2 separate regions of the Homo sapiens genome follow, and region 1 is linked to region 2. A link is a contact called in ENCODE POLR2A ChIA-PET data. All regions are on one chromosome and are shown on one strand. The core of a region is the stretch at or near the end of the contact, and the rest is flanking DNA. Distances in the headings are between cores, read along the strand shown. Region 1 overlaps DHX34 (DExH-box helicase 34). Region 2 holds the start of BBC3 (BCL2 binding component 3).

Region 1 (4,373 bases), core at 1,675-4,174, 130 kb after region 2:
ACTTTGGGAGGCTGAGGCAGGTGGATCACCTGAAGTCAGGAGTTCAAGACCAGCCTGGCCAACATGGTGAAACCCCATCTCTACTAAAAATACAAAAATGACCCGGGCATGGTGGCGGGTTCCTGTAATCCCAGCTACTCAGGAGGCTGAGGCAGGAGAATCGCTTGAACTCAGGAGGCAGAGTGAGCCGAGATTGTGCCATTGCACTCCAGCCTGGGCAATAAGAGTGAAACTCCATCTCAAAAAAAGAAAAGAAAGAAAATGTAAAAAAAGGTTGTTCTGACACTGGAGGAAATATGGTGCTCTGTTCAGTCCTGTGAGACTAGGACCTTTGTTTAGCTCACTGCTGTTCCCCTAGTGCCTAGTGCAGTGCCTGGTATATAGTAGGTGCTTAATAAGTATTTATTGGATAAGTGAACCTCTGAAGAAACAAAGACTTGGGAAAATAAATGAAAAGATGTGTGAGTGAAAGGCTGGGTGCAGTGGCCCACGCTTGTAACCCCATCACTTTGGGAGCCTGAGGCAGGCAGATTGCTTGAGCCCAGGAGTTTGAGATCAGCCTGTGAAACCCCGTCACTGCAAAAAATTAGCCGGGTGTGTTGGTGTGCACCTTTAGTCCCAGCTACTCGGGAGGCTGAGCTAGTAGGATCATCGCTTGAGCCTGGGAGGTTGAGACTGCAGTGAGCTCTGACTGAGCCACTGCACTCCAGCCTGGGAGACAGTGAGACCCTGTCTCAAAAAAAAAAAAAAAAAAAAAAAGATGTGTGAGGAAATGAAAGAATAAATGAACAAAATGTCAGAGTTGGGCCCAGAATAAGCCCTCAGTTAGCATTAACAGAATAAAGGAGTAAGTGAGGGTGTTGGCGAGTGACAAGAGCCAGGCGCGTGGCCAGCTGCACGTGGCTGCCACACACAGACTCCCTTTCCTCATTGCTCCCATCCAGGAAAGGTGAAGGAGATGAGCTACGATCCGCAGGCCAAGCTGCAACGGCTGCAGGAGTTCTGGATTAGTCAGGCCAGCGCAGAGCAGCGGAAGGGCCGGGCGGGCCGCACGGGCCCCGGAGTCTGCTTCCGCCTCTATGCCGAATCGGACTATGATGCCTTCGCCCCCTACCCCGTCCCAGAAATTCGGAGGGTGGCCCTGGACTCGTTGGTGCTGCAGGTGAGGCATGGGCAGAAAGGGGACTATATCCTAACTGCTGGCACAGGGAGGAACCTGGGAGGCCTTTTTTATTTTATTTTATTTTATTTTATTTTGAGATAGCGTCTTGCTCTGTCACTCAGGCTAGAGTGCAGTGCTGTGATCATGGCTCACTGCAGCCTCCATATTACAGGCTCAAATGATCCTCCTACCTCCACCTGCCAAGTAGCTGGGACCACAGGCACACACCACCACGCTTGGCTAACTTTTAAATTTTTATTTATTTATTTATTTTTGAGACGGAGTCTCCCTCTGTCGCCCATGCTGGAGTGCAGTGGTGCGATCTCGGCTCACTGAAACCTCCGCCTCCCAGGTTTAAGTGATTCTCCTGCCTCAGCCTTCCTAGTAGCTGGGACTACAGGTGTGCACCACCAAGCCCAGTTAATTTTTTGTATTTTTTTTTAGTAGAGATGGGGTTACACCATGTTAGCCAGGATGGTCTTGATTTCCTGACCTTGTAATCCACCCTCCTCGGCCTCCCAAAGTGCTGGGATTACAGGCATGAGCCACCGCGCCCGGCCTAACTTTTTTTATTTTTAGTAGAGATCAGGTCTTGCTATGTTGCCCAGGCTGGTCTCAAACTCCTGAGCTCAAGTGATCTTCCCACCTTGGCCTTCCAAAGTACTGGGATTACAGCCATGAGCCATTGTGCCCAGCCAGCCAGGAAGCATTTACATAGGACCCAACCCCAGAGTGTCAGGGTCAGGAAGGATAGGGCTAGCCAAGCCACTGAGGGGAACCCATCCCTTCCAAATGTCAAAACCCTTGTTGAGGGGAGAATTGTTCCTTAAATCCATAGGGTCAGCTGGGCATGGTGGCTCACACCTGTAATCCCAGCACTTTGGGAGGCCAAGGCAGGTGGATCACTTGATACCAGGAGTTTGAGACCAGCATGACCAACATGGTGAAACCAGTCTCTATTAAAAATACAAAAAATTAGCCGGGTGTGGTGGTGTGCACCTGTAAGCCCGGCTATTTGGGAGGCTGAGGCAGGAGAATTGCTTGAACCCAGGAGGTGGAGGTTGCGGTGAGCCGAGATCACACCACTGCACTCCAGCCTGGGCGATAGAACAAGACTCCATCTCAAAAAAAAAAAAAAAAAAAATGTCCATAGGGTCAAAGGAAGAACCAGTGACTCAATCAGAATGCTTTCAGCTGTAACAGGAAACCTAGCAGGAAAGGGCTTTTAAAACCAGGGTTTCTCAATACATTTTATGTCATGATTTGTATCTCATTTGTTAATTTAGCATAGGTTAGACTGCCATGACAAATACACATGGTCACGAATGGCCAACAGCGGAATGGTGGTTTACAGGTTGGCAGGCAATTTTCTTTATTCAGGGACCCAGGGTCCTTCACTCTTGTGGCTCTATAATCTCCCCAGGGGCTTTTCCTGCATATGTGTCCAGCCAGCCAAAGGGTCAAGGGCATGGGAAGTGAGTACAGGAGGGTTTGCGGGTCGAGCCTGCAAATGGTGCACTTGCCTTGCACTCACCACTCCTGGTCAGTCCTCAGTCTCGTGGCCACGCCCAACCGTGAAGGAGGCTGGGAAGTGTAGTCCTTGTGCTCAGGAACAAAAGGAAAAGGAAAGTTGGGAGCAGCTGATGGTGTCTGCCACAGGCTCACGTGCGGGTGTAGCACAAACCAGTGGCCTTCCTGCAGGAGGTGCACACTATTTTCTATTCTGTTTGATTTCATCTTTTAAAAAAAAAAATACTAGTGCTGCCGGGCACAATGAGTGACTCATGCCTGTTATCCCAGCACTTTGGGAGGCTGAGGCAGGAGGATTGCTTGAGGCCAGGAAGTCGAGACCAGCCTAGGCAACACGGTGAGGCCCTGACTCTAGAAAAAATTTAAAAATTAGCCCAGTGTGATGGCACACACCTGTGGTCCCACGCAGGAGGCTGAGGCAGGAGGATCGCTAGAGCCCAGGAGTTCGAGGCTGCAGTGAGCCTTGATTGCATCACTGCACTCCAGCCTGAGTGATAGAGCAAGACCCTGTCTCATAAAAAAACAAAGTCCATGGGGTAGGTAGTCTTACCCTAATTTTTGGACCAGAAGAAGGATGCAGAGAGAGAGAAAATATTGCCCCAGGTCACACAGCTGGCAAGTAGTAGAGTCAGGGCTCCATCCGAGGCCACCAGGCGTCAGAGCCTGCTTCGTGAGTGGCCGCTGGCTCCAGGCACAGTGGGCGTCACCTCCTCCTCCTTTACCATCCGGAGGCAGAAGCAAGGAACTGCCCTTCTCTGTGGGTCTAATTTTTAAGGCCACAGGAACATTTTCTAGACTCCTCTGGCCAGTCTCTCATCCTCTCTTGTCAGCAGAACCGGGTCATATGTGTTCACCCTATGCCCCGCAATTGTCTAGGGTTGTGGCATTGCCTGAGTTGATCAGAGCAGTGTCTCAGCCCCAGCTGCATACTAGAAACACCTGGAGAATTTAAAAAAACCCCAGGCCCTGCCCCCTGCCTCTTTAAATTGAGCTTCTAATGTAAAGGTTATTTATTTATTTATTTATTTATTTATTTATTTATTTTTGGGACAGAGTCTCACTCTGTCGCCCAGGCTGGAGTGCAGTGGTGTTATCTCGGCTCACTGCAACCTCCACCTCCCAGGCTCAAGTGGTTCTCCTGCCTTGGCCTCCCGAGTAGCTGGGACCACAGATGGGTGCCACCAGGCCCAGCTAATTTTTGTAATTTTAGTAGAGAGGGAGTTTCACCATGTTGATCAGGCTGGTCTTGAACTTCTGACCTCAGGTGATCTGCCTGCCTTAGCCTCCCAAAGTGTTGGGATTACAGGCATGAGCCACCGCGCCCGGCCTATAAAGGTTTTTAAATGAGTATTGGGTGAACTCATAGACGGCATCAAGGCTTGGTCAGCAGGGAGGAAGGAGCAGCAGCTGCTTGCAGGTGGACGCCAGAACTTCTAGTGCCCTCGGATCAAAGCCAGGCAAACAGACTTCTCTGAGCTTCCTTCTCGCTCTCTGGCTGTCACATGAGCTGCCTTGCCAGCCTCTCCTTCTTCCAGTCACCAGAGAGGTGCTGTTTGCTTACGTATGCCACGCCAGACCCCGGGGTGGACATATGCTGTCACTTAATTCTCCCACCATCTACTGCCTGCCTGGACTGCTGCATTAATTGGGATTCTTTTGGTTGTAAGTGAGAGAAATACAA
Region 2 (4,574 bases), core at 633-3,132:
CATCAACACCCCCAAAACACACCCACATGTCACCAACTCTCAGGACACACGTAGATCAGGCACACACAGACACATGCCATCAGACCTCAACACACCACCAGACACCAACCCACCCTCCTCACGCAACCCTCAAACATCATCACCAACTGTCAGCAACACACACACACACACACCCTACAGCTAACTCTAATCCCACACAGCCCAGCAGCACACACACCTAGCGCACCCACAGAAAACACTGGTCTCACGTGACTGACATAAACACTACACACACGCAGCCCACATGACACACATGAGCCAGCCGATCACAGTGACAAGCCCCTCAGACCCAACACACACACACACACACAGGCTCAGACACAACCCCATCCAGAGGCTGCCAGCAACACCCACCGTCTACACTGCATAGACCCCACAGATCCTGGGTCCTCAAATCCCAGACGCTGATGCCAGACACACAAGCCAAACCCAGACTGAAACAACCCCCCACCACACACATACATACACACACACACTCACACCTGACAACTCACACAGACACCTGGACAGAAAACAGACATTTGCATTTAGCAGGCGCAGCATCACAAACGCTGGGCAAAAGACACATGCCCCGGAGATACAGAGACGGCCTCAGCCAAGACAGAAACACACAGGCAAGACACAAGCACACATATCGCACGCTCGGGCAAGACACACACATAAACACACAAACAGCTCACTCCAGCAACACACACACACTACAACCTCCACACCCCAGCACACGCAGGCACCACAGACCCCCAGTATCATCCCGGAACAGCACACACAGACAACTCTCACCGACAACACACGCAGGTCCACCCACCCCACAAGCAGGGCACCCACAGACAGAACCCCACACAAACAGGCGCGGGGACTCACGCAGACACCCCGACGGGTCAGAAACCCCAACATTCCTCTGGATCGACACCACCACTCCCTGCAGAACCCAGCACAAACTCGGAGCCAGACACGCGCACACACCCAGGCGAGACACCTGCAGATCCACAACCCCGCACACGCGCGCTCCCACGGCGGTCCCAGACACCCCCCTCCGCTGTCACAGCCCCCCCCACCGCCGCCACGTGCGCCCGCCCCGCCCGCCAGGCGAGCGCGGGGCCAATAACCGGCTGTTGCTGGGGCGCAGCCCCCGCCCGCAGGAGCCGCAGACTCCACGGCCCGCGAGCCGCCCCCCGTCGCCGCCCCCAGCGGGCGCGCGCCCTGGGTGTGGCCGCCCCTCCGTGCCGCCCCCCCGCCCCTCCCGGACTTTGGGGGCTGGGGCACCCCTGGGGTCGACCCTCTTCCCCGGGGCCGCACTGGCCGCCAGGGGGCGCTGCCGAGCCCGCACCCCATTGTTTGTAAACAAACCCGCCAGACCGCCGAGGCACCTGTGCGCCCAGACCGGCGCCCCAACGCCGAGCCGCCTCTCACCCGGCGACCCTGGCCCAGGGTCCCTCGCGGGGTTTGGAGAGGCGCGGTGTGGGGAGGCAGGGCGCCCACACTGCTCTCCGCCTGCACTCCTGTCACCTCCTCCAGGGAGTCCACCCGGCCTGGCCGATCGCCGCCGGAGAGGATTCGGGGCGCGCACACTCACCCCGGGGGCATGAACACGCCGGAGGGGGCGGCGGTGGGGGGCGGGCGGCTTCCTTCAGGAGGGCGCGCCCGCCGAGCGCCGCTCTCCGCGGCGGCTGCTGCTGTGGCTGTCGCTGCTGCTGCCGCTCTAACTGCAGTGGCGGCTGCTGTGGCTGTGGCTGCTGCTGCTCCCCGGGCCGCAGGCGCGTCCGCGTCGTGGCCGCTGCTGGGATCGCTGGTGCCGCCGCCGCCGCCGCCAGGCGCCCGCTCGCATGTGGCTCGCGCCGCGTCTCAGGCCGCCCGGCGGATCCCGGGCCCGCTCCAAAGCCGCCCCGCCCCGCCCCGCCCCGCCCCCGCCCGGCGGGTCCCACGCCCCGCCCCCGCGTGACGCTACGGCCCCGCCCGCCCGCCGCGGACAAGTCAGGACTTGCAGGCGCGCGCCGCGCCCCCCCCTACCTCCGCGCCGGGGGTTTCCCTGCAGCGGGGGACGGGGCAGGGCCTAGCCCAAGGCAAGGAGGACCCAGGCGCTGTGCGGCGGGGTGTGGGGAGATCGCCCAGACACCGGGACAGTCGGACACACACACTGACTGGGACCCACAGATCCACACCCCCAGCGATGCGTACACAGACCGACCGACGGGCGTTCCAGGGTCCACAAAGTCACGTGCAGGCAGAGCCCAGAGGATGTACTCACAGACACAAGGCCACAGTCTCGCAAATCCACACCATGGACAGGGGCATGAGCACACACACTCACATACTGATGGGGCTCACACTTACACACACCCAGACGGAAATGCACAGACTCACTAACAGGGTCCCCTGGACAAGCAGACGGACACAATGACAGGGCCACACACAGTTGCAGAAACACCCACACTGATGATCACACCTGGGCCCACAAACTGTGTTCACAAACAACCCTACCGAACAGGCACCCACACCACACACACGGTGGTGCAACCACACAGACATAGGCGGAGTGCTTATCAGGAAACACAAACTTGCTGATAGGCACAGGGGACACACACATACACACAGACACCTGTTACAGGGATACCTGGATACACGGCCAAATCCAAATCACACTCCCACAGGGACATACACAAATGCACTCACACAATTTCACAGCTAACACATTAAAACTATCAGAAAGTGACATTCGCCCGACACGGTGGCTCATGCCTGTAATCCCAGCACTTTGGGAGGCCAAGGTGCGTGGACTGCCTGAGGTCAGGAATTCGAGACCAGCCTGACCAACATGATGAAACCCCATCTCTACTAAAAATACAAAATTAGCCGGGCGTTGTGGCGCATGCCTGTAATCCCAGCTACTTGGGAGGCTGAGGCAGGAGAACTGCTTGAACCCGGGAGGCGGAGGTTGCAGTGAGCCGAGATAGTGCCATTGCACTCTAGCCTGGGCAACAAGAGCAAACTCCGTCTTAAAAATAAAAATAAAGGAAAGAAACTGACATTCAGAGACACAAACCAAATCAGACATAGAAGAAACTGACCACCCACACATGTCACAAAGTCACACCTGTGACAGCTTCTTGCTAACTGGCCCACTGCACACACGTCGGAGCATGCACACCTGGCCACACTCACCACAAATCTGGCAGGGGACCCACGTCGTGGAAGCAGCCCTGGGCACCTGGCATGGACATGCCTGGGCAGACCCCATGCCAAATTTCATCCTGTCTCATAGCTTTCCATTCCGTTTCTTTTTCAGTTTCTCATTGTTACTTCCTGCCCTGCTCTGGTTTGGTGAGTTTTGTCCTTCCTTTTTCCAAAGCCGTGGATTCCTGTCTCCTCTACACTTTCCATCCTTACTGGGTCTCACCCAATCGCAATCGCCTCACCAGAGTGACTCACCTTCCAGTGCCTAGTGTGGGGCTGGCTGAGTAAGGATGTCAGACTTCTCAAACTTGACTGCCTCCAAGTACACACTCTTAGCTCCCCCAAGAGATGCAGGTAATCTATATCTCACGTGAAATCTCCCCATTTGCAACATTGGGAACTCCTCAGCTTTCCTCCCTCTTTCACTTTCCCTCCTCTTTCGCTTTCCCCGATTATTCATTGTCCCTTCCTTCTTCCTGGTGTTTTCCAAACTGTGGGTCATGAGTAAACCATGGATTATGACATATGACATCACTTACATGGATCTTACTTTTTTTTTTTTTTTTGAGACAGAGTCTCGCGCTGTCGCCCAGGCTGGAGTTCAGTGGCATGATCTCGGCTCATTGCCACCTCCGCCTCCTGGGTTCAAGCAAGTCTTCTGCCTCAGCCTCCCTAGTAGCTGGGACTACAGGTGTGCGCCACTATGCCCAGCTAATTTTTGTATTATTGGTAGAGATGCGGTTTCACCATATTGGCCAGGCTGGTCTCAAACTCCTGACCTCGGGATCCGCCTGTCTTGGCCTCCCAAAGTGCTGGGATTACAGGTGTGAGCCACTGCACTCAGCTTTTTTTTTTTTTTTTTTTTGAGACGGAATGTCACTCTGTTGCCCAGACTGGAGTGCAGTGGCACGATCTCAGCAAACTGCAAGCTCCGCCTCCCAGGTTCAGGCCTTTCTGCCTCAGCCTCCCCAGTAGCAGGGAGTACAGGCGTCTGCCACCACACCCGGCTAATTTTTTGTATTTTTTAGTAGAGACAGTGTTTCACCATGTTAGCCAGGATGGTCTCGATCTCCTGACCTCGTGATCTGCCCTCCTCGGCCTCCCAAAGTGCTGGGATTATGGCGTGAGCCACTGCACCTGGCCCAGCCTTTTTTTTTTTTAGATAAAAGATTCACTCTGTCGCCCAGATTGGAGTGTAGTGGCACAATGGATAGCCTTGTGGTACAATAGCCTTGCAGCTTCAAACTCCTGGGCTCCAGAGATCCTCCTGCCTCAGCCTCCCAAGTAACTGGGACTACAGGTGTAAACCACCACGCCCAGCTAATTTTTATTTTTTTGTAGAGATGGGCGGTCTCGCTATGTTG

The links. ChIA-PET counts read pairs that join two places held with the same protein, here RNA polymerase II (POLR2A).
Region 1: POLR2A ChIA-PET joins it to region 2 with 13 read pairs in activated T-cell. The contact joins the enhancer-like site here to the promoter of BBC3 in region 2. POLR2A ChIA-PET finds 5 or more read pairs at or near these places in 3 of 52 experiments (H1, K562 and activated T-cell).

What each region holds. Positions count from the first base shown.
Region 1 is chr19:47,361,532-47,365,904 of GRCh38, forward strand. It overlaps DHX34 (DExH-box helicase 34), which reads left to right. Exons shown (of 17, transcript NM_014681.6): 6 at 945-1,162. Among named protein-coding and RNA genes, the nearest start is that of DHX34, 14 kb to the left of the region's middle. Within about 2 kb of position 2,925, at least 4 of the 41 ENCODE cell types and tissues checked have a DNase peak (open chromatin) inside an H3K27ac peak, as active enhancers do.
Region 2 is chr19:47,229,317-47,233,890 of GRCh38, forward strand. It overlaps BBC3 (BCL2 binding component 3), which reads right to left and starts at 1,883. Exons shown (of 4, transcript NM_014417.5): 1 at 1,613-1,883. RefSeq lists silencers at 1,041-1,760, 1,901-2,130 and enhancers at 2,271-2,390, 3,100-3,723, 3,150-3,419.